Linked DNA regions of Mus musculus: regions 1 and 2 are each linked to region 3. A link is a loop called in an ENCODE intact Hi-C map of the cell type or tissue named here. Cell type or tissue: left cerebral cortex. All regions are shown on one strand.

Region 1 (8,000 bases), 80 kb before region 3:
CCTTACACCAGATCTACATTGGTGCCACCAATGCAAGGAGTCCTCCCCGGCACTCCACCAAACACATTACAGCCTTGCTCTGTAACACCTAGATGACAGGATTTATAGATGGGATAGAACGAGATCTCTTGAGTAGAGGAGAAGGTGAACCTGAGAAAGGGGCAGACAGCAGGAAAACGGATCAGTAAGATGTGACTTGAGATCTTCACCCTGACTGTGGAAGTAGATGCTCTCAGTGTTCAGATTTGAGACAAATACTCCACTATGTTATTCAGTCTTCAACTCACTGTGGAAGTCAGTCATGTTGGGTGGGTCTATCTGGTAGCCCTTTATAGTCTTTTCCCTTTGTTTCTAACACAGAAAATGGAGATCCGTGTATAAAGTCATTTATTCACATATCTGTGGAGCTGCTGAACAATATATAGTCTTGCCAACACCAGTATTTGTGGGGTTCCCTGCTTGCAAAAAAAATTGTAACGCATAAGTCAATACTCAGGGTTCTTGTTCGGTAATTCACGACATGCACGGTGACTTAAAAAACAATTTGGCCTACCCAACATACACATTCCTAGATGATGTGGGACAGGGTGACTTGCTTGGCATTATTTCAGACCTGGCATTAACAAACGTTCCTTCTCATAGCCATTGTCATGTTCTTGCTTTTTTTTTCTTGTTTTTACAATTTACAACACCCCCCAAGGGAAGTGCTGAAGTGCTGGCTAGCGTTTTTTACATGCAAGAATGACAAGAGGTCACTTGCCTTTAATATTTCCTTCTAAGGCAGGTCTGCTAGCACTGAAGTCATGGGTCTGTTTTGCTTGGGAAGCCTTTGGATTCCTCTTATTTTGAACCACAGTTTTGTTGTATACAAGACTGTTAGTTGATAGATTTTTTTTTTTTTTTTTAATTTTATAGCTGGGAAAAGGTCTCACGTTGTAGCAAAGGCTGGCCAGAACTACATAGATCACTCAGGCTAGACTCAAAACAGACAACCTTCTTGCCGAGCTTTCTGGATGCTGAGATTAGAGTTGTGAGCCATCGTCACTCGGCTTTCAGCGCTTTTAACCACTGAGACATGTCTCCAGCCCTACACCTGGCTTCCTCTCCACTTTCAATGTTGTCCCTCCCACTGCTCTCTGCCTCCTCTGCTTCTGCCAAGTCAGCTAATTTTATTATGATTCCTTCAGAAGTAATGTTGTTGTTTTTTAATTTTCCCCCCTGCTGCTTAAAGATGTTCTTTTCTTTGATTTTCAACATGCTCCCCTATGACGTGGAAGCCTCCTATATCAAGGCTCTTTATTTCCTTTGTTCCTCAAATTATCTAATCTCTAATTGTTGCCGGTTAATGTAGTATTGGAAACCTCTAGTGAACTTTCTGTTTCCATTGTTTGGTTTTCTTTTCCCTCCTTAAGTTCCATGGCTCCATGCAATAAGTTTCTGAGAGTGTATTTAACGTAACATTGGATGTTTGATTATTTCTTTAACCATGCATTGTTTCATTCTTTGAACATACACATTGGCTTCTATAAAATGCTTATCCAATAAATCTGACACTTAGTGTCTCTAATTAATACAATCACTTTTAAAAGTGTGTGTGTGTGTGTGTGTGTGTGTGTGTGTGTGTGTGTGTGTGTGTGCTTGTACATGAGTGTAGTGTCTGAAAGGCCTTGGATATCCATGAGCTGGAGCACAGGCAGTTGTGAACTTGGGTGCTCTACAGTAACAGTAAGTCTCTTTCTAGCCCCAGCACAATGTTTCCTATTGCTCTGCTTTGCTTCCTTTATGGACAATACTTCTGTTTCTCTACATGGTTGAAAATTGTACATCTCAGAAAACATTGTAGTGATTTGGGCTACTGGTCCCATTCTCTGGAACTTGTTCTCCTTGTCTCTACTGGAGACTACAGAGTCTGTCCAGAATCAGTGGTTTTGGTAGGGCTTACTTCCTCTCTCCCCTGGCTGCTAAAACACACTGTTGTCAGATGACTGCTTTACAGTTCTTAATTATGCTCTGGGGGCATAGCTTGCACCACAGTTTATCCAATCCAGTTCTGGCATCTTCAACTGAATAGATTCTTAAAGTTCTGGTTTCTTTTGTCCAACGAACAGTAGACAAGTACTCTTTACCCGAGTAGTCAGCAGCCCAGAAGGCAGATCCTTCTTACAGATTAGGAATGGTTTTATGGTCTGGCTTTTTTGTTTATTTGTTGTTTGTTTTTCCTGAAGTATCATCTGAGCTGCCCACTGGAGCTGGGACACTAGTGTGCCTCTCTGAGTGACAGTCTGGGCCCCTGGTTGGTGGGAAAGTTATCCCCAAATGCACTACAAGAGAATTTTGTTTAGAACTATCATGCTAGGAATCACTCAAGACTCAAATTAGCAGGGCTCAATGCAAACTCTTGATACAGGAGTAGCAATGGCAACACATACGCTGCCATCAGGGCATGGAAAAGGAATTCTTGCTTGAGGACAGGCCATACCAACAGTGGGAAATGGGGAAGTGAACCAAATATTGAGAGTATTTCCATTAATATGAAATTCTGACTGAGGAGTCTTGCTAGGACTAAAATCCAAGGATGAAGCCAATATAAAAAAAAAAAAAAGTAAAAGAAGAGAGAAGGGAGAGGGGGGCAGATAGGGAATCGGGAAGACAGAACAGGGAAGGAAACCTTTTACAGTAGACTGGCTCAGCTTGCCCAGGAGTCTGTAGTGGGAGCAGCTGGGGTTTGGGGGTGGGGGTGGAGTTGCCTTTATTAACAACAACAACAACAAAAAAAAAAACCACACACAACATAAGCTGACACAGAAGTGACCCAGACCCCATAGAAACTATACCCCAAGAAATAGCTCCATTTCATGAGTAGGTTCTAAGCCAAATAATGTTCCTACCTCTACCGTGCTAGGATTTAACCTCAGCAGCAGAGATGCAGCACTGAGAGCTGTGATGGCAGACAGAGGAGCTATTCTGGGTCAGACTCTGACCATTTTGTAGATATTCTGCGGGAAATGTTGGTTTGCAGATTGTCCTTAAAACCATTTCCAAAAGTCTGTGGAAGTGTTTCTGTTTGGCAAGGAATTTAACACATGCCTGTTTTTGAGACCTCAGGCTTCAACAAACGCTGAGCACTGAGCACGGAGCACAGAGCACAGGCCACAGGCATCCATGATTGTGTGTGGATCAATTCCCCCAAATCCTTACTCCATCATCCATCCAATTGGTTCTTTCTCTCAAAAGCAAATGGAAAAGATCTCAGAAGAAATTAAACCCATGGGCACCTTGATCTCATATTTGCAATTTCAAGAACGTGAGATATGAACTTCTCTACCTTGTTTTTGCTGAGGAGAGACCCAGGGCCATGACAACATCCCAGTCAACTATTATCTGAACCACCTAAGTTTGTGATACTGTTCTGACAGCCCTAGCAAACAATATGCAGACTATCTTGACATCCTTGGGATTGTCCAGGTCAAAACATCAGTGAGAAAAATACAGGTTAGAACCAACAGTTCTAGTGAGGACATAGATCCAGGGATCTGAATACTCTTTAAAAATGCTTCTACTTTTTTGTTGTGTACCAAACTCCCTGAAGTTAAGAGGAAGTATCATGGTAGGCTGAGATACAGCCTCTGTTTCCTTTTCTGAGTGACCATTCAGCTGGCTGCCTTTTACTACTGAGCCCAACTTAGGGTCACTCTAGTCTTATTATTCAGAAAAGCCCATGGCTTCTCTGGCTTCAGAGGTAGTGACCAGTGGCTGCCAAGAAAAAGGGAGGCTTCAACCAGAAGTACTTACACTCAAAGCACATGGCAAGTAACTATATCAACAGATACCCACCATGTGCTGGTCTTCTGCAAGAGGCCCTGCTCCTCCTAGTAAGGCGAAAGGCATGTTGGGTATATAAAACAGCAGTCATGAATTGCTTTAGCTGAGTGAGAGAAACAAGGCTTCATTATACAACTCTTTACTATCACAAATATTAGAAAAATGTCAAAGGAACACAAGTCTTTTTTTTTTTTTCTTTTAAGGGATTTGGAGGATTCAAAATAATTTACAAAGTGGGCAAGGACTCTCCAGGAATTTCTTTGTTACTAGAACTGTGTATCTCAGAATACCAAATACATGGTACTGAGACAATTCTCTTATACAGAATCAATCCAATTAATACATGGAAGCAAGCAACAGAATTAGAGCTTTGTGGGCTGGGGATGTAACTCAGTGGTAGAGCACTCTTTTATCGCGTACAAGGTCGTGTATGAGCTTAATCCCCAACAGCACAGTTTTACCAATTTATAGTCGCTAAAATTAATGGAGCTAGGAAATGATTATCAATAGTTACTGCTGTCACAAGGCAGGACACGGTGTCATCTATGAAGTATTCTTGCCAGATAAAAAAAAGGAAGAATAGAAATAGAAGCAGGGAAGGAAGGAAACTAGTCTGAATGAGCAACCAATTTTCAGAAGATGTTGGAGTTAGGATCCCTGGGAAACCCAATCTGCAACATCCAGACAGCAAAAGCTTTCTACAGGAGCTCAGTTCAACAAGCAAAACACAAATCATGGGAAGAAAAGCTGTTACTGACAACCACGCTTTAATACGGACAGAATGGTTTAAAAATAACCCTGAAGGTGAGCAAAAAAGGGGAGAGACATGAAACCACACTGGCCAGCAGTGACTGTTGATGATCAGAGGAGAGACTGTGTTATGCATTTTAGCCGGCAAGAACTTGTCTAGCAAACATGTTGACATTGGTTCAAACCTCGGCATATCAAAATAAACACAAAGAAAGCTGGGTGTATAGTTCAGCAGTAGAATACTTGCTTAGGATGCATAAGGCCCTACATTTGATTACCACGCAGCTAAGTAACTGCAGTTGGATACTAGATACATGGGGTTCTATCATATTATACGTGTATGGGTTAAGAATATCAGTGACAAGTGTAAGTAAGCGTCTTACTACAGTTTTTTTTTGGGGAGGGGGGGATGATAGAGTTAACATAGTCTGCCTGGCTCCTCTAGATAAAAACACATTTGGTTTGAGAACAACCCACTGATCAGGCTTAGAGTTGCAAATACAAAGCTAATATGCATTGAAATGTAACACTTCTGAATCTAGCTGGGTATCAAACCATTGAGAAGATCAATTTTACCTAAAACAAGGTCTTTTGTTAGTGAAACTTGACATACACACAGATGGGGAAGAATTTTGCAGTAAACTTAGACCATGGCATTTTTGAGTTCTTCCTAAGACAGCTTCAGTGGATAGGATATTCTTCTGACTTAAGCAACACAAGCCTTGGGCTTGATAATTTCTTAAAACCTCATTAAAGTGCAACGCAGAAACACAAATCCTACATAGACAAAGATGTATTATCAGAAAATCAATGCTTCTGAGCAACTGGCACAGACGTGAAATACAGACTCATCCGCCTCTCAATCTCTTCCTTTGCCAAGGTCACTCCAAGGTCCTATTTCTGAACCTGATGCAAATACGTCCTCTAAGTTCTGTACTGCTTCTATTGATTGACATCCCATCTGCGAGACTCTTCTATGTAATCACTGTACAGCCCCATTTTAAAATGTTCTATTATCTCTTGATCTGCATCTGATTCTAAAGTGTACATCTGCTGACATTTAGATACTCAATATCTGCTTTCTTTTGGTTAAGGACAATCTCTATAAGCAGATTACAACTTGACATTTGTATTCTTCCAAGATCAAGAATTCTGCAAATTCTATAATCTTAGGCCAAGAACAAAGATATAGGTGCTGACTTAAATCTAACAGAGGGCACTTTCTTCCAAAAGAACCATTACTGCCTCTTCACAGGAATTCATCCATTCTTTTTCTATTTCTTTAGACTAGTTGTGAATTCCATGCTGAAACCCAATGGTTCAGAAATGGAGTTAACTTTCATGAAACCATTTATTTTTATCCTTTTAATTGTTAAGATAGGAACTCAAAAAAGACAAATTCCCATTAATTTCAAGAAACAACAACAAAAAAAGGCATGACGTAGGAATGCCTTGGGAAAGAAATCTCTATAACAGACACAAGATAGCTTTAATCCTTTTAACCATCTGTTTTACCCAGTAGCACCATCCAAGTATTAACACATTGAGGATTAACTAGACCCAGAAGCCAGGCAGTGGTAGTGCATGCCTTTAACCCCAGCACTATTTAAGAGTTAGAAACTAGCCTGGGCCATGGGACCTTGTTTCAGCAAACAGGTTCCGGCTGGGCAATGGTGGCACACACCTTTAATCCCAGCACTCAGGAGGCATAGGCAGGCAGATCTCTTGAGTTTGAGGCCAGCCTGGTCTACAAAGTTGAATCCCAGGTCAGCCAGGGCTAGAGAAACGCTGTCCCAAACACACACACACACACACACACACAGACTTGTGTTCTATTATTCTTTTTTCTTCAAATAACACCTGTCTGAGCAACAATGAATGCTTTCAAATGGCTTATGTCTAGAGTAGAAGTATATGATTAGTAAAAAATAGGTACTGCCATATCACTAGTTGTATGGCAGCTTCAGCAGTATTTATTTTGGCAGAATAGCAGCTACACCATCCAGCTTTGGAACTTTAGAGGCAGAAATTCAAAGGTATGATTTAAAATTAGATGGTCTTTATGGCCACTATACTGCATTCTCCCAAAAGTCACATGCATTTAATGTTTACTTTCCCAGCATGCAACTCAACTGTTGGCATAAGCAGTGTAAGTTGCTGAGTAATTCCTATTCCACAGTGCTGTGGGCTGAACTGTGTACCCCTCATTCCAACTCACATTTGAAGTCTAACTCCCCACATCTCACACTGTATTTAGAGACAAGGCCTATAGTAGATAAAGCAAGGTGAGATGGTATGGTTGGGCTTAATTATGCCTGTTCTGTTGCTTTGAAACATCATCTCTGAGTGGAACCCAAGTGATCCTCCCTCCTGTCTCTACTTCTGCAGTGCTGGGACTACAGGCATGTGCCACTACACCAAGTTTGCTTGCCCTGTAAGATTAGGACAAACACAAGGGAAGAGAACCAAAGGGAGGCACACAAAGACCACAAGATCTACACAGCAAGACAGGTAGTATCAGAAGAAAAACTGCACATGAAGAGAAATGGTGTCAAATTCCCACTGAAGTTGAAAAACAACTTGAATTTTCAGGCCCTATAACTGCAAGGAATGAACTTTTTAAAGGGCTAGGTTTGCCAAACTATATAGTCAGCTTAAATTTTTTAGCAAAATGCTCCCAGCACACTGTCGTCTTTAAAAGATACCCAGTGTCTTTTAAGTTGGGCTTGGTAAAGAGGACATAAGCCCTGTCCATCCCATCCCCCTATCACTGTGGATGGACCTTCACAATCCTGCTGTTATCTGTGCTTGGGAATATAAAACCATAGCACTTACGTGTAGCAGGCAGTAAAGGTAAAGAGAACTGCAATCAACTGAAAACTGAAGCATGGTCTCTTAGTTGTCATGTTAAAACTGGCACAGCTCTTGGTGATAACCCTATGCCCTCTGCTGTACACATTTCAGTTAATCAACTGATCAAAGTTTCATTTGGTTATAGGGTTATCTTTTTCTTCTGCCCCTTTTTACTGAAATTGTTATTTAGTAACATTTAAGTGAATAATAGATCCTATGGGTAAGCTGTAGGTAATGAGCAGTGTTGTAAAATTTCCTTTTGTGCTAAAAATAAATGCCCACTTTCTAGAGATTTTGAGTAAAACAGACATGACTCTTCAGGACTCCTGAACTCCAGTGTTTGTCTGGAGTGAAGCAATATATGGCCAGCTAGCAACTGAACTCAAAAGGACTCCAACTCACTGAAGGTCATATCCTCCATGCCTCCCTGGATACAAAGGGGAAAGGAGGGGAGGAGCCTTGGAGTACACTGATTTATATGTGCAATGGAGGATGCCTGACAAAGCAGTATGTTTTAAAAACAGGGAAGTGCTTTTTTCATTAAAAATGAGAATTATACCTAAAGAATAGATGAC
Region 2 (8,000 bases), 110 kb before region 3:
AGAGAAGTGGACGGTGCCCAGTGGACTCCACTAAGTGAGAGCTGCCATCCTGGTTCTGAAATCTGACCAGGAGGAGGAGGAAGAGGAGGAGGAGGAGGAAGAGGAGGAGGAGGAGACAACAGTTTCCTGGTCTTCCTTCCTGGGATTAGTTTCTCCCACCTGAGGCCCAGCTTTACAAGGACCCAATTAAATATCATGCCCATTCTTGTATTTCCACCTCTCCCTGCTGAATAATGCCTGCTGGTCTAACGTGTGAGTAGACAGGACTTACTCCTCCCCAAATCCTTCTCTGACCTGACCAGCCCAACTGAAGAGCACCCTGCTTTTCCTTCTAACTTATCAGAGCAATCCTGTGTTGTCAGTCAAAGTCACTGACTTTTTCTCAGCATGCTGTGAGCTCCAATTCTGGTTTCCTCAGCACCACACTAGTCCAGGAATGTTAGCCTTCTCTCTTCCTTGCACCTATCGTCTAAACTACTCTGCTCCATGAACCCATCCTTGAACTGAACATGGTACAATATGCCTATAATTCTCAGCACCTAAGGCTGGGGCAGGAGGATCATTTCATCCCCACATTTTCTACCTTTGAGAAAGCAGGGTTTGTTTTTTTTTTTTTTTTTTTTTTTTTTTTTTTTTTTTTTTTGTAGAACTGGATTCTAAGTTTGTAGGAAACTGTCTACCTAAGGAGAGTCATTCAACAAGGCAGCCCTAACTTCATTTCCCCCAAAACATCTCACACTTTCCAGGTGGCCAGGAGGTGTGGCTCAGTGGTAAAGTGTATGCTTAGATGCAAGGTCCTGAGTTCAATCCACAGCATCTAAAACATCTAAGAAATAAAGTGTAGACAGAGTGACTTCTGGTTATATTCAGCCATCTTAGACCAATAATTCAATGAACTGTACTTGATACTTTGCTAGGCTAGAGTTTTTACACAGATCCTAAAACCGTTTTCAATTATCTATAGGTTTTTATTCACACTGTTATGGGAGACTGTGCTTGCTACTTTTATGTCTACTTGACACAATAAGTTAGAGTCATTTTGGAAAAGGGAACTTCAAGTGAGAAAAACGTTTCCATAGATTGGCCTGTGGCGAGCTTGTGGTGCATCTTCCTGATTGAAGATCGCTGTAGGAGGATCCAGCTCACTGGAGGGTGCTTACCCCTGGGCTGGTACTCTTGGGTGTTGCAAGAAAGCAGGCTGAGCAAGCCATGGAGATTGAGTCAGTAAGCAGCACTCCTCCATTGCTTCTGCTTCAATTCCTGCCTCCATGGTCCTGCCTTGAGTGTTTGCCTTGACTTCTTTCTCTAAAGGACTGTGATCTGAGAATTGTAAGCTAAAATAAACTCTTTCCTCCCCAAATTGTTTCTGGCTGTGCTGTTTTATCACAGTAGAAACCCTAAGACAGAGACCCAAGGGGGAAGGAAGAAAGCCTACTGAAGTACCAGATGTCAGAGGTGGAGGGGAGCCATTCTAGAAAGCTGAGACATCAAATACCCAAAGTAATGGTAAAATTCACTAGGCAACCAATAATCCCTACACTGGGGAGGCAGAGGCAGGGAGATATCTGAGTTCAAGGTCAGCCTGGTCTACAAAGAAAGCCAGAGCTACACAGAGAAACCTTGTCTCAGGAAAAAACCCAAACAACAACAAAGTAGCAGGATAAGAGAATTTGGGAGGGCAGGAATCTGCTCCACTAAGCCCACTCATCTCGTTTCTTTTCCACTTCTAGAGCCTGTTTGGTTTTGCAAATGTTTGTTTTTGAGACAACCCACTCTATGGTCCAGACTAATCCCAAACTCATGGTGCCTCCCTCCTCCGTGTCCCAAATTCTAGGATTAAGCATGAACCACCACCACTCTGGAGCTCAGTGCTTGGCTTTATTAAGGAGATGCCAGAGAGAGACTGGGTGTCCTTGTATGTATGTACTGTTTGCCATCACTCCCTCAGTGTCCTACAATGGCTCCTGGTGGCTTCTCACCAGGAAGGAACAGTTAAACCCAAACACCATGCTCTCTCTGCCAGTCAAGATGAGACTGACTCCCTCTTGCCAAATCCAGTCTGTTTTCTCATCTCTAGCCCCTTCTGTATTCTGCGTCCTGCTTTCCCACGCTATCCCCAGTCTGAAATCCATCCATTACTCTGTTGGGCTTTTCGTTTTGTTTGTTTGATCACAGTGTTTCACACTGTAGATTAAACTACTCTGGAACTCACTATGTAGCTCAGACTGGCCTGGAACTCACGGCAGGCAATCTTTCTACCTATCTCACACATTGGATTCCTTTTTACACACATTTCTAAAGACCTCTTACTATGGAATGGGGCACCCCTCCCCTTTTCCGAAATCCAAGGAACCGCTCAGCTTGTCTCATGCATAATGGCTGCCCAGTAAAACACAGTTGTCCTCTCCTCTGACCAGTACACCTTCTCAGAGCACTTGACACGTTCTGCTATTATGTGGGCAGACTTCGCCTCATTTTCCTGTTTGAATCCTCCGTGTCAGGTAAATCCCACCACGCTCACTGGTCCCAATTTGTCTAAAACACAGACTATTTGCCTGCCTCTCTCCTTGGGACTATGAACCACTAGAACGCCAACATTGCACGGTTACATCTGACCCAGGGAAGATATTAAAGGACTTTCTACGGATGGATGGATGGATGGATGGATGGATGGATGGATGGATGGATGGATGGATACACAAATGCATGGATAAACAGACTAAATAAACGAATGGATGAATGAACTAAAGGATAAACTCTTCCTATAAACTTCCTTATTCTTCTTTACATTCTTAACATTTAGTTCTTCGTGGAAGTGAAAAATAAGGAAAGGGACAGGTGGTGGTGGGAGAGCCACTACAGGTCAGGAATTTGTCCTGCAAAAGCCAGGGAGACTGGAAGCTGTAGAACCAGCGGCTCGCCCTCCCACATCCTCCACGCGGCGCACCGGTCCCCCAAACCCCCACCCGAGTCCAGTCCCCACCCCACCCCCACCCACTCCGGGAGACGCGAGTTGGAGCAGGGCCGCCTCCACTACACACCCCACAGTCCCCGGGGCGGGCAGTCTGGCGTGCTTCTCGCCGCTCCGCCTCCATGATCCTTCCACGCCCCGACTCTGCGCCTCCAGATCCGGAGCGCGAAGCGTCCTGCGCGCCGAGTACCCTGCACTCACCTTCCGTGCCAGGCTCTCCGCTGACGCCGCGGGCTAGGCTGAGCAGCAGCACGAGCCGCAGCAGCCGCTGCAACCCGCATCCTGGAGAGCGGCGCGTGCCCCGGGGACCCCGGCCCATGCCGCTGGCTCCCTCCCGGCGCCCGCCACTCCCCGGAGGCCCCTGTGCAAGGAGATAAGGCCAGAGGCGCGAGGAAGGGGCGGCGCAGAGGCTTCCGGCGCCGGGTTGCGCCGGTCCCGGCGGGGAGCAGGGTCCCAGGTCCCCGGATCTAGGTGCGCCTGGTGCACCGGCTGCGCGCGAGCTGAGCCACGGGGAGAAAGCGGACTGTGCTAGGGGGGAAACATCGCAGTGCAAGTGTGACTTGTGGAGACCAGAGAAGTGCAGTAGCCACAGGAAAGGGTCTCTGACTGGACGGGTCAGAGAGTTGGGAGGTGGTGGCCGCCCGCGCGGAGGGAAAGAAAGGAGAGGAAACTAGTCATGGGCCAGTTCACCCGGGGTGCACATGCTGGAACAGGTGACAAAACAAAAGTTCCAGCTACTTGCTGGACGACGCCCTCCTTGGCACGTTAGGAATCGAACGGGGAGAGACACGTGGTGAGAAAGACATGGAAGACAGGACAACCGTGTATTCTAGAAACCGAGGGACCGTTTTAAGGTGGGGACAAAAGGTTAGAGAAATATATGGCAGAGTTAAAGAACTCTGCTCTGAGAGTAGGGTCAGCATCAGGGCGTGAGGGGATCCGGGAAGGGGCAGGTGATCCTCTGAATTTTGGAGAGAATCAGAAATGGAGTGTTCAGGGACAGAGTCCACCACGTCTTAAGATTAGTGCAATATTAGAGAAAGGACAATATTAGATCAAGGAGAAACTGTGAATGTCGCTTAGATCTATGCTTTGGGTGGACTGTGGTGGGAGACTGGGGAGCAGAGGGTTAACGTGAGTTAGGAATTGGGGTTGAGGGAGGCTGAGGAAGGAAGATCAGTTTTGTCTGTGGGGCCCGCCCAAGTGCAGGGGGCACTCCCCACTTCAGCAGGTACCCTCATTTGCTTTCTCACCGGTGAACTAGCCCTACCTCTAAGGCAGGCAAATACACCCATATAAGGGCTGAACTTGGGCTGCCTTAGGAAGAAACCGTTAAAATAAACTTCCTAGTCTCTTGTAACAAGTTTTCTTGAAGATTATTTCTGTCCAACAAAGAAAGAAGCCTGCTTTGGGAAGTAGTAGAGCACCATGAAAGTGTGAACATGTCTCTAGGTGTTTGGGCAAAACCAGTCTCCAGGAACCCTCACAGGTCATTGCACAAATCCACTGTTCAAGACATTTTTAAAACAACCTTTATCTCTACTTCTCATGCCCTTCTGCAAAATAAATATGTATATATACTTTAAAAAAAAACATGATGCATGAAAAAACAACTATCCAAGACTTGGACATGGGAAGGAAAATTACTGGGTGTCTCTTTCAGCATGCATGGGAGTAAATGCTATCTAACCCACTTTCCGTGGATTATTCAATTCAAAAGTGTACTTTTATGAATGTCCTACTGACTAGGTTTGTTTGTGGCTTTATAAGAGTATACGTTAACTTAAATAACCCCGATGACAATATTATCAATCAGAGCTGTCTGTCTGTCTGTCTGTCTGGGGTCCTTTACCTGAATAGAAAGAAATCCTGAGACCACAATGGCAGTGCATGCCTTTAAGCCCAGCAGTCAGGAGGCAGAAGCAGAAGGATGTGAGTTCCAAGCACCTTGATCTACACTACAAGTTCCAGGATAGCCAGAACTACGTAGGGAGAGCCTGTCTCAAAATAACAAACAAAAAACTCTGAGACAAGCAGAGAGGCTTTTCTGGCTTTGGTGCCCTCTAGGTCATAGGTCTAGAGAGCCTGTGGGCTGGACTAAGGGACGGTGATAACTAGGGGCCTATTGCTTCATGCTTTACAAGCCAGAGACATGACTAGGCATTCAGGCTGGAGGCTTGTTCCTCTGGACTTTAACCACCAGCAAACCCCAGCATTTTGCAACTGTTGCAACCCTCTTCTTCCAACAGCAGTATGAGGGAGCAGTAGGCAGTTCCTACTGGGACTGCAACTCCTGAAAGGGCTCTGGGTTTTTGGACCATCAGCTCCTTATAGGAGCCATTACAGCCCTGCAGCCCAGTGGCCAGAGACTTTGACAGCTCCTTGGAACTCTTCTGGTGGCTTAGACACACAGACTTTTTTTTTTTCTTCAGCTATTCACAGTACTCTGTCTCCATGGCCTTTCTCCCTATCCTGCGCTGTCATGCTCTGGAATGTTTTAGCTGCTGCACCATCTTCTTGGCATTGCTGCCTTCCACTGTGTCCAGCAACCATCTCTTCTTTGTGTTGCCAGCTCACCCAGGGCCACTAAATATAAAGATCAAAAGTAACCAGGAGTTGAGGGTGTAGCATGCTTATCTACCATGCATGAAGCCCTGGGCATAAAATTGAGGTTGTGCAAGCTGTGATCCCAGCACTCTGGAGGTAGAGGCAGGAGGATCAGGAGTTCAAACTACAATACAAGCTGAAGGCCAGCCTGGGCTATTTGAATGTCTCAGATATTTAAAAGAGGAGTCAGGGTGGGGCTAGGGAGATAGTTCAGTGAGTAGGAACACTTGCTCTGCAATATGAAGTAGAATCTCCAGGAGCAATTAAAAGAGGCAGGCATCGCTATACATGGTGCTAACCCAGCACTGAGAGGCAGAAAGAGGCAAATTTGAGGCACTCACTGGACAAACAGCCTAAACCAAACAGTAGGTTTCATGTTCACTAAGAGAAACTCTCTCAAAGCAATAATGTGGAAAGTGGCTGAAGGTTTCCTCTGGCCTCTACATGTGACCTCCGGCACTGGTATCCGCACATTGAGTCACAACATGAAAGATTATTTCATCAGTATTGTTTCAAGAATCAAAAGAGAACAGTGAACCACTTTTAAATTAGGAGCAGAAAAAATGGCTGCTGTGAAAATATTTGGCTTAAGAAAAATATCGGGGGCACGGTCAGGTATAGGGAGAGTAGGGAGAAAGGGCCAGGAGAGTGAACAAAAATTGGTAGAGTGGGGAGTGGGGGATCTCTAGGACACAACAGAGAGCTAAAGTGGGGAAGCCTCCAGGGAGTCTATGAGGGGGACTTTAGCTGAGACACCTAGCAGTGGGGCATATGGAGCCTGAAGAGGCCACCTCCTGTAGCCAATCCAGCTGTCTCTGCACCTCACTTCCTTTTTCTGTACCCCACTTCCTTTTTCTACAGTCACATGCATTTTCTGTTCCTCCCTTTCCTTTTCCTGTTTATTAATACTATCAATCCCGGAACCTCTTCTGGTTCAAGGGCTGCCCAAGTCACTGGTTCAATGTAACTGTTCAATTTAATCCCCTCCCCCTTGTTTTCCTTCTGACTGTGTATGTGGAAAAACACCCACCCATATGGACACATATGTTCTGTGTTGAATTAGAGAGTACAAATGGAAGTAGCAGTTTGGGGTTCTTGCTTTCCTCTCAAACGCTCACACTTAAGTATGCAACAGTGCTTTTAAACAGGAAAACAAGCCACCAATGAAACAGCTAGTTCTACGGAATGCATTAGACTAGCTTTGCCACACAAGACCTCCACAAAGGGCTGGGGTGAGGAAAATAAAATAATGACCCTTATAAAAAAAAACTGCATACACACAAGTTATTGTGTGTATATATGAATGCAATGTGCAGTCTTCATCATGTATTACATTTTAACTCAGAATCATTGTATAAGAACCACTGTAGAAAATGGAAAATACACTTCTTACCAATGCAAAATGATTTATCTTGTTGCTATCTACAATGTTCGCTGCAGTCAGTGACTTCCCTAGCCACACAAATGCCAGTTTCCTGGCTTAAAAAGAATAATTGTTGCACCACTAAAATATCATTTTTTTTTTCATTTTAGGAAAGATCTTGTTTAGAATGGCATGGGACACCAATCTCCACTTTATTTCAAACTAAAAAAAAAAAAAAACTTTTCTATTTTAATTTACTTACCAGAAGACATCCATGTAGTTAAATGAAGGACTTCAAAGGTTAGGAAGCTGGCTTAGTTGGCAAAATGCTGGCCGCACAAGCCTTATGAATTTAGATCTCCAGTACACTTGCCAAAAGCCAGGCCGAGAAGCATATACCTGTAACCCAAAGCTGGGTGTCAGAAGCAGGGGGAACCTGAAGGTTCACTGCAAGCTCTAAGCTCAATGAGAGACTCAGTCAACAAACAAAACAAAACAAATAAAACAAACAAACAAAAAACTAAGTCCCATGGAGAGTGCTAGAAGAAGACACCTAAAATTGACCTTTGGCCCGCACATGCCCATACACAAGCAAGCATATCTGCACATGCATGTGCACGCCATGAACACACACGATGCATACACAGTACTTAAAGCCTACCTATTCGAAGTGGATCCTAAAGGACCCAGAACGGATATGCATGCTCAAGAGAGCCTTCCAAAGACACCAGAGAGAAATTATTCAACCCTTGTAGGTGTAAGAAAGGAATCCCTGGTAATTCTAGAGTTGCGAGTCATCACAGGTTACAAAACATTAAAGTCCATTTTAATGCACATTAAATGCAACTAAGACATTTAGTGACAATGAAGATATGTGTAGACCTGTGTCTCTAGCAGCATTATTCATGATGACCAGAAAGGCAGAAGCAAACGTAGGTCCATTAGAACTGAGTGGGTAAGAATGTGTGGTTCATATGTACCATGGAATAGTTATCAGCCTTTAAAAAGGGAGGGAAAAAACATCTGAAATAGGCCACATACTTAAAGATGTTATAAGCA
Region 3 (8,000 bases):
CCAGATTGCCCTCTTATGACCTCCATAAACACCAGACACACATGTAACATACACCTAACATATATGCAGGAAAAACACTCATACACATAAAATAAATTTTAACTAATTTTAAATAAATACCTTTTTAATCCACGAAGCAAAATTAGGGAACACTGCCTAAATTCCATTCTTGCTAATTAAAACCATTAATTGTGTTGTATTATTCAAACACCAAACAAAGAAAACAAATATTGACTTATTTTTCATATATTCTGAATGAAATGAAAGTCTTACTGACTCATTATTTGGTAATAACTAAATTTCCTTGGTGAGATCAAAGAAAGAACAATCTTGCCAGAAAGTACATTGAATATTTTAAAGCACAATTCTAGTATTTCAATATATAGATGCTGAATAGATGTATAGTATACATTTTTATAACATGCATAAATATATTAATATAGGCTGCCTATTGAATTAACTAATCAGCTTATCATCTCTTCAGAGCTGTTGCTTTCAAAATGGTTACTTCAAAAGATACAAACAGAAAATCCAATCTTAAATATTCATATCTGGTTCCTAAGCATAACATTTAAATTTCTTTCATTTATTATGGATGAGTTTTCACCATAATAAAATAAGCATAATTCTTTAACCTTAAAGTGGTATCTTTTTTAAATGTCTGCTGTATTTATTTCTGGCCAGATAAAAAGCCAGAATCACAAAACACATCTTTAAAGACCAAAACAATTCACTTAAATATCCCTTCTTCCACAGGCACCTCAGAGACACAGTTGAGGCCTGAATTTCTAATCTCTGCATATTATTCTTAAGCGAGAAACTGATGACATACGGGAGGAGGCAGTTCCAGAAAAGGCTGCCTCTATTAATTTCCTACTCATAAACATATTCAGAGCTTGCCAAAACAGGCCAACTCTACCTAACCTCAAAAGATAGTTCTCAACTGTGCTAGTCTTAGACACCCCATTCTCTAACTTCTCCTTATGCCTATTTCTTAAGAAATCATAGAATACAAGCACTACCATCACATCCTGTAAGTATACACAAACAAACAGAACTGACTAACAAAACAGAGCTAGGGAGCCATGGTGGGATGTGTGCTAACTCTGACAGACTAGAAAGCCATCACACTATATAAATAAACCTAGCTTATTTAAAATAGATGCAAAGGTAAAGATTTTGTTCTTCTTTCTCCAGTAATCTGCACTATGTGGCCTATTGAACTAGATTCCCAAATCAGTATCAAATATCGAAGAAAACTTTATGACAGTTATCTTATTATTTTATTTTATTTGTCTTTAAATTTCATGTATGTGTACATGCCTGACTATGTATGTGAACTCAGAGGTCAGAACAATGCATCTGACCCCTTGCAACTGAAGGTACAGGTAGTTGTGAGTCACCGTATACCTCCTGGGAACAGAACCCTGGTTGTCTGCAAGAGCAGTAAGTACGTACTGCGGAACCATCTCTCCAACCCAAAGACAAATTATAGTTTTAAACCCTCATACTGACTGAGGAGTACTGTTTTCTTGATTTGTATTTTGTAATCCAATAATGAGAAAATTCTGGTGTAACTAAAGACTTGAAACTTGGAAAAATCATTACTACAACATATTGAGACATATTGAGTTCTCTAGATAGTCACGTTTTAGATAGAGACTTAACTGCTAGCAACAAGGTGTAACAACAACAACAACAACAAAGGGGTAAGTCTTTGAAAACTGAACAGGAAGACAAGCATTTGAACACCTTGGACAAACTTTCTCAACCTGCTTTTTCATCTCTAAAATAAGACTAGTAATTACCCATCTTGAAGGGATGTGATAATGATTAGTGCGCATACAGGTAAAACACATGGCACATAGTTGGCAGTCAAAAAAAATCAGCTATTGTTATTTTATTATTCATAAGTGCAGCAACAAAAGAAGATTTTAAAAAAAATATCAGGGCCTATGATTATTTTAACTACAAAAACAAAGCCAATCTCCCCCTTCCCAATTCTGTTAAGTAATACTTTGGGTGGTTTCAATTTTCCATACATAATACTATAGTTTCTCCTAAAAGGTACATAAAATCCAAAATTAGCCACAAGCCTACTTATTTTGGAGTTAAAAGTAAAAGACTATTACCACACAGAACAAAAGACAATTTTGTGAACAGGTGAAATCATTTCACCACTGGTGGGGAAATGTCAAAATTAAAATATAAAAACTATGAAAGGATAGTAAAAGATTCCTACCTTTAAACCGACTGCTATAAGATCTGTAACAACACTGTATGGAAAAAGTAAAAAGAGAAAATGGAAAACAAAGTTAGAGAACAAGTTTTAAAAGACAGATAAGATTAAAGAAAAAGAAAAAGCATTATAATAACAAATAATGAAAAAATGAACTGTGAAATGTTAATAAAGAAAAAAAAAACAACAACAGACAGTGTAGCAACAGCAGAGTTCAAAAGCAAAGCCTCAACATCAACGCAAGAAACAAATTACTCTCTAGTGTGTAGGAAAGAACAGTTGTGCTTCAATACAATAAGCATGTGTTTATCTCACTTTGACAAGTCCAAACCGAAACTGAAATCATCAAAGTTCATTCTTTTAAATCATTGACAGGAGTGATCACACCCTGAAGCCTCGGTAAAACAGAACCTGGGCTTGAACTTTACAGCCACAAAAAGCATCTTGTAAGTCAGCTTCATATCACCCGAAAGCCTCACAAAAGCATGACTGTCTCCCAGGCTAATAACTACAAGCATCAGTTTGTACACACCATTCAGATTTACTATTTTAAAAATGTTATCCATCAATACTGTTCTGAATACAAAAAACCATGGTAGAAATGAACATGAACGAACACACAAACACACAAGAACATACATGAACACACACACACAGGGATGGGGGGGGGGAGGCAGAGAGCTGGGATTCGAGGAGGAACTAAAAATATGTTGGCTAGTATGCTTTGTTTTTTTTGTTTTTGTTTTTTAACTACTCAGAATAAAGGAAATGGGCTTTTTGCAAGCTGTGGGAAAATGAAATTTAATAAGCTTGCCTGGGGCATAGGTCACTATATTAAAAGCGACACTCTATAAGATAATGTGTGAAAACTCCTATGCAGCTATACCAAAACTGGCCTCTTCTATAGCTTCAGTTAGCAGTTTAGCTCCATATTTCCTAAAAGAAAGCTACACATCAGTTCTGTATTACGTTACTAATCAATAGAGTCATAATTTCCTAAAGGTATGTAAACTTGCCTTTGCATCAAGTGGTATAAACTTCACTGTTTTAAACAATAACCATTCCTTTTTTTCCTTGTGGAGTCCTGAAACTTGTATTCATTTCTCTGAAACGTAAGCCTGATAAATAGCTGATACACTAGACTTTTTACGAGTGTGTAATAGTATCTTTGCTGGTCCTGATGTACAAAACAACATTTCCCCATTTGAATGCCTCCGTCTGCATCACCGGCTTCTTAGCTTTAATTCCACAAGCAAGGCAAAGTTCTTAAAAACTATCAACAAGTCAGTTTGGGAAGGCTAGGGCAGAGAAGTATGAGCAGAATGAATGAGGTGGTGTGTGTGTGTCTATGTGAAACATTTTAAAACCTGTTACTTTGTAAGCCAACTAAAAAGGTAATTTTTAACAAGATGTAGTAAGTAGCAAATGCTCACTAAAAGCCTATGGATTCTCTGTTCTGGATCAGATAAACCGTAGATGCTGAATAAGGGTGACTATTCCTAGTCACCCTTGCCCCCCACCATTGCGCTGTGGGGGAGGAGCTTGCACTTCACAGTGAAGAAGCGAACAGTCAAGCCCTTTAAATCTCACCACACAAAAAGCTAACTTGTTTCCCCACACCCGAAGTTGAACCTTCTGAAGACGAACACTTCATAGCCCTTCCTGAACTGATATAATGGCACTTATGGCATAAATCACTGAAAGTTATTTCACACGTAAAATGAATCAGAGTCGGGTAATGAGAAGCCAATGCTCAAGGTGAAGCGTTCGCTCGCAAAGTAGCTCCCATTAAATAAAAATACTTTAAAGAGCATCACAACCATAAATCAAAATCTAAAATTGCACTTTGATATCTGCAGCAGTGTGCAATCTGCATTCAAATGAGATAAACCATATATCACAATATTGTGAAATTAAGATAAACGAAACCTAACGAGGGCAAAAATTGTAAAATTCTAGTGTCCTCACTTAAACACGTATGATCAACTACGCGGCAAGTTACTAAATGTATTTTACTTTTCAAACAAGTTATATGCTCCACCATTCCGCAGTTTATAGAATCCTTGTCAACAAAAGTCGGCGGGGGAGGGGGTTAAGGAACAACTCAAACGGCAAAGGTTTAAATAAATAAAAGGTGGAATTTCTAATTGACTTGGAGTTGTTGGTGGTTTTTTTTAATCTTGACTATATGACCCTCAATTCACGCTTTTTATTAAAATACATCAGGTCCTGCCCCATGTTCCAGAGTTCCCAGAGAAATTACGAGCTCGGAAAAGGTGACTGTAAATCTTTTTTTTTTTTTCTTTTTTCTTTTTTTTTTCCCCCTTTTAGTCACAGACCCCATTTAAACCGAGCAGTTGAAAGCGCCCGGAAATCTACACTTACACAATATCTGACATCGCCCGAGGCGAATTCACGAAGTTTCTTGGGGGTGGGGAACGAAGAGGAAGCGTCCCTGGTGATAAAGTGCAGACGCTCGGTATTTAGAAGTGGTTAACGTATCTCACAGCCCAAATCGGGAGACCCCGCCGGTTCCGAGACCCGCACGGGCCCGCAGTTCGAGACCCGGTCGCCGCCCAGACGGCTGTCGCCGCTCGCCCGGGCCCGCCGCCGGGGGAAAGCTCCGCCGCGCGCCCCACCCCACCGGTAAACAGCAACTCCCCGAGCGCCGCGGCCGCCTCAGCCTCCGCCCCCGCCAGCGCCGCGCACCATTTTCTGAGAGGAAGTGTGGGGAGTCCGGCCCGGCACCCCGGCCCTGGCTCGTCTCTGCTTCCCGAAGGCGCCCCGAGGCTGCGAGGGGCGGACGTGACGGGGGCGCCGCGCGCAGGAAGCGGAGACCGCGGCGGACAGACCCCCGCGCTCCCAAGGTCCCTGCCGTCGGGCTTAGCCCCGGGCCGCTCCTCCGCTAGCCGGCGTCGCGCCCTGCTCCCCGGCCTCGGCGGGACGCGTCGCCGAGAGGAAACGAGGCCAGCGCAGCCCCGGAACGGCCACCCGGCACTTACCCATCCATGGCCCAGATGGAGGAGCGCGTTGTGCGGGGATTGACGGGCTCACCGCGGGCGGAGAAAGCGGGCGGCGGCTCCGGGAAACCAGCGAGCGGAGCCGCTCCGCAGCTCCGGCCGGTCAGAGGTGGAAGGAAGAGTGGGAAACAGGGGCGGGGACCGGGCACGCTCTCGCCAGCGCCGCGCCCCCGCCCTCCCGGCCCGCGAGCGCGTTCCCGCCTCGCCTGGCCCCGCCCCCTCGGCGTCGACGCCCTCCCGGGGCTCGGCTGGACTCCAGGGCGCCCTCTTCCCGCCTTCGCCTCTTTGCCCCGCCCCGACACCACCACCCCCGCCCATGCCTCCGCGCGCGTGCGCGCCCCCCGCCCAGCGTCGCGCCTGCGTTCGCGGGAACGCGCGCCTTGTGCTTCCCGCTTCGCGACTCGCCCTCCTACAAGCCCGCGGGCCTTCCGGCTCCCGGGACTCAGGCTTAGGGCCCTGAACGGTGCTGGCTAGAAAAGCCTGGGGACCCCAGGGAACTTTTGAAGCAGAGCAGAGTTACTACTGGCGGGCGACACTGCTGGCAGCACGGCAGGGGACCCGCGCGACGTCCACGGGGCAGGGGTGGACAGTGGTCTTTCCGGACCTGAGAGCAGCGACGGTAGCCTGTCCGCCAGACCCTGACCTCCGAGACCTGCACTGGACGGATAGGTGTGGTTGGGAAAGAAATGAAGTAGATGAGACTGCCCAGGACTGAAGTCCATCTTCACTTTCACACGGTTTTAATCTGAGTGCTTTTCTACCCAACAATCAAATACTAAAAGAAACTTTCATTGCATAGCTATTTAATGGCCATTACAATGCCAGTATTTTATAAGTTTATTTATTCATCCTTCCGCGGGGCGGGGCTGGGGGAGCCTGATTGGAAAGGATTAATGTTTTCCCAGGTACGCGAGAGATCTCCGAAATTTCACAGCCAGAAAATGTTTTGTTTGCACCAAAACCCTTTCCTCTAGTATGAGCAAAACCAAGTTACACGTAAAACGTAAAACAGCTATTTAGTACATATAATGTGTATAACTAGTGAGAACACACGTTCCCCCTCTTTCAAAGCACATCTACTTCTGAACGAACGGAATGCTTTTTCAATTCACAGATCATTGAAATTTGAGCCATTTAAGCCATGTCTTCAAAGTCTGCCCACACCATTTCAAAGGAAGTAACAACTTCAATCTCTTTCCTGATTACCTACTTTAAAATAAGTAGACACTTCTTTAAAAAAAAAAAAAAAAAAAAGTATAACCAGCTTGCAATTCAGGAAGGTCATTTTTAAAGAAATTTCAGTTCCCCTTTTCAAGAAGATGTCAAAAAACATTTTGTATGTTAAATCTAAACATTAAGTTTAGAAACATTTCCACCCTACATTGCCACATGGGATTTTAAAATAGCAACTTGGTATATAGGCACATAACTGTGCCTATAATTCCTACCTGAGTTTAAGGCTACCTTGAGCTACATAGTATGTTTCAGGCCATCCTAGGTCACAGAAAAATAAAGTAATAATAAAATGTCAGAGAAAAGCAGCGGACCAGGTGGTGATAGCACATGACTTTAATCCCAGCACTCACTCAGGAGAAGAAGGGAGAGGAGAGAAGAGGAAGGGAGAGAGAAGAGGAAGGGAGAGAGAAGCAGCCGATGGAGTGTTCTATTGCTGTATTTGAGGTATATTTTATAATAAATTTCCCTGTTTGTTTGTTTGTGTTTGTTTTTAGTTAGTTGCTTGGTTTTTCAAGATAGGGTTGAGATCTCTGTGTAGCCCTGGCTGTCCTGAAACTTACTCTGTAGACCAGGCTGGCCTTGAACTTTGACATATGCCTGCCTACTTTAACTATTTTTAATTACAATATTTTAATTTACTTCATTTTAATACCCCATAGTACTTCATGATTTAATGTGCCATATTTTATTTAAGTTTTTTTCCAAAATAGTGGATGCCTAAATTATTTGTAGCTATTCAAAATAATTAACAATGCCACACAAAACATCACATAGCTATGACCACATATGGTTACATCTATGGAATATAATATTATAGATAGAATTCCAGAACAAAGGGTATAAGCACATCAAATTTGATAAATACCATGAAGGTAATTCTAAAACCAATATGCCAATTTACAAGGTTTTTAAAATAATGACTGTGTAACAGCTCTAACTGTCCTAGAATTCACTTTGTAGCGCAGTCTGACCTTGAACTCACAGAGATCCCAAGTGCTGGAATTAAAAGTGTGCAGCAGCATGCCCAGCAATTTTTTTTAATTACGTATATTAAATGTGTTAGTATGTGCATATGTGAATGAAGTGCTTGTGGAGAGGCCAAAAGAAGATATCAGATTCCCTACAGCTAAAGAGACAGGCCACCTGAGGTTCTCAGGTGCCAAGAACCAAACTAGGGTCCTCTACAAGAGCAGTAAGTGTTGTCAACCACTGGGCTATCCCTCCAGACCCAGTTGTCACTCTTTAAAACTAATGAAGTCGACCTGAGACTCATTATCTATACCAAGTCACTGTAAAAAGTCTATGATTCAGCAGGGCGTGGTGGCGCAAGCCTTTAATCCCAGCACTCGAAAGGCAGAGGCAGGCAGATTTCTGAGTTCGAGGCCAGCCTGGTCTCCAAAGTGAGTTCCAAGACAGCCAGGGCTATAAAGAGAAACCCTGTCTCGAAAAACCAAAAAAAAAAAAAAAAAAAAGTCTATGATTCAAAGACTATAACCCTGAATAAA

The links. Peaks named below come from ENCODE experiments on the same cell type or tissue, not always from the same donor. Only the 100,000 strongest peaks of a DNase experiment are listed, where the experiment ranks them.
Region 1: a loop joins it to region 3, with 2.2 times the contacts of the local background. A loop is called at or near these places in 2 of 42 quality-filtered maps.
Region 2: a loop joins it to region 3, with 1.9 times the contacts of the local background. A loop is called at or near these places in 2 of 42 quality-filtered maps.

Annotation. Positions count from the first base shown.
Region 1 is chr4:59,463,689-59,471,688 of GRCm38, forward strand. No RefSeq gene overlaps it. Among named protein-coding and RNA genes, the nearest start is that of Susd1, 29 kb to the left of the region's middle. In left cerebral cortex, no CTCF peak of the experiment used is centred here; no DNase peak of the experiment used is centred here.
Region 2 is chr4:59,435,034-59,443,033 of GRCm38, forward strand. It overlaps Susd1 (sushi domain containing 1), which reads right to left and starts at 3,600. Exons shown (of 17, transcript NM_001163288.2): 1 at 3,173-3,600. The coding sequence starts at 3,290. In left cerebral cortex, no CTCF peak of the experiment used is centred here; a DNase peak (open chromatin) is centred at 3,110; H3K4me3 peaks cover 1,135 bases; H3K27ac peaks cover 414 bases.
Region 3 is chr4:59,543,907-59,551,906 of GRCm38, forward strand. It overlaps Ptbp3 (polypyrimidine tract binding protein 3), which reads right to left and starts at 5,458. Exons shown (of 14, transcript NM_178164.3): 1 at 5,242-5,458. In left cerebral cortex, no CTCF peak of the experiment used is centred here; DNase peaks (open chromatin) are centred at 3,531, 3,831, 4,949, 5,498 and 1 more place; H3K4me3 peaks cover 2,737 bases; H3K27ac peaks cover 1,239 bases.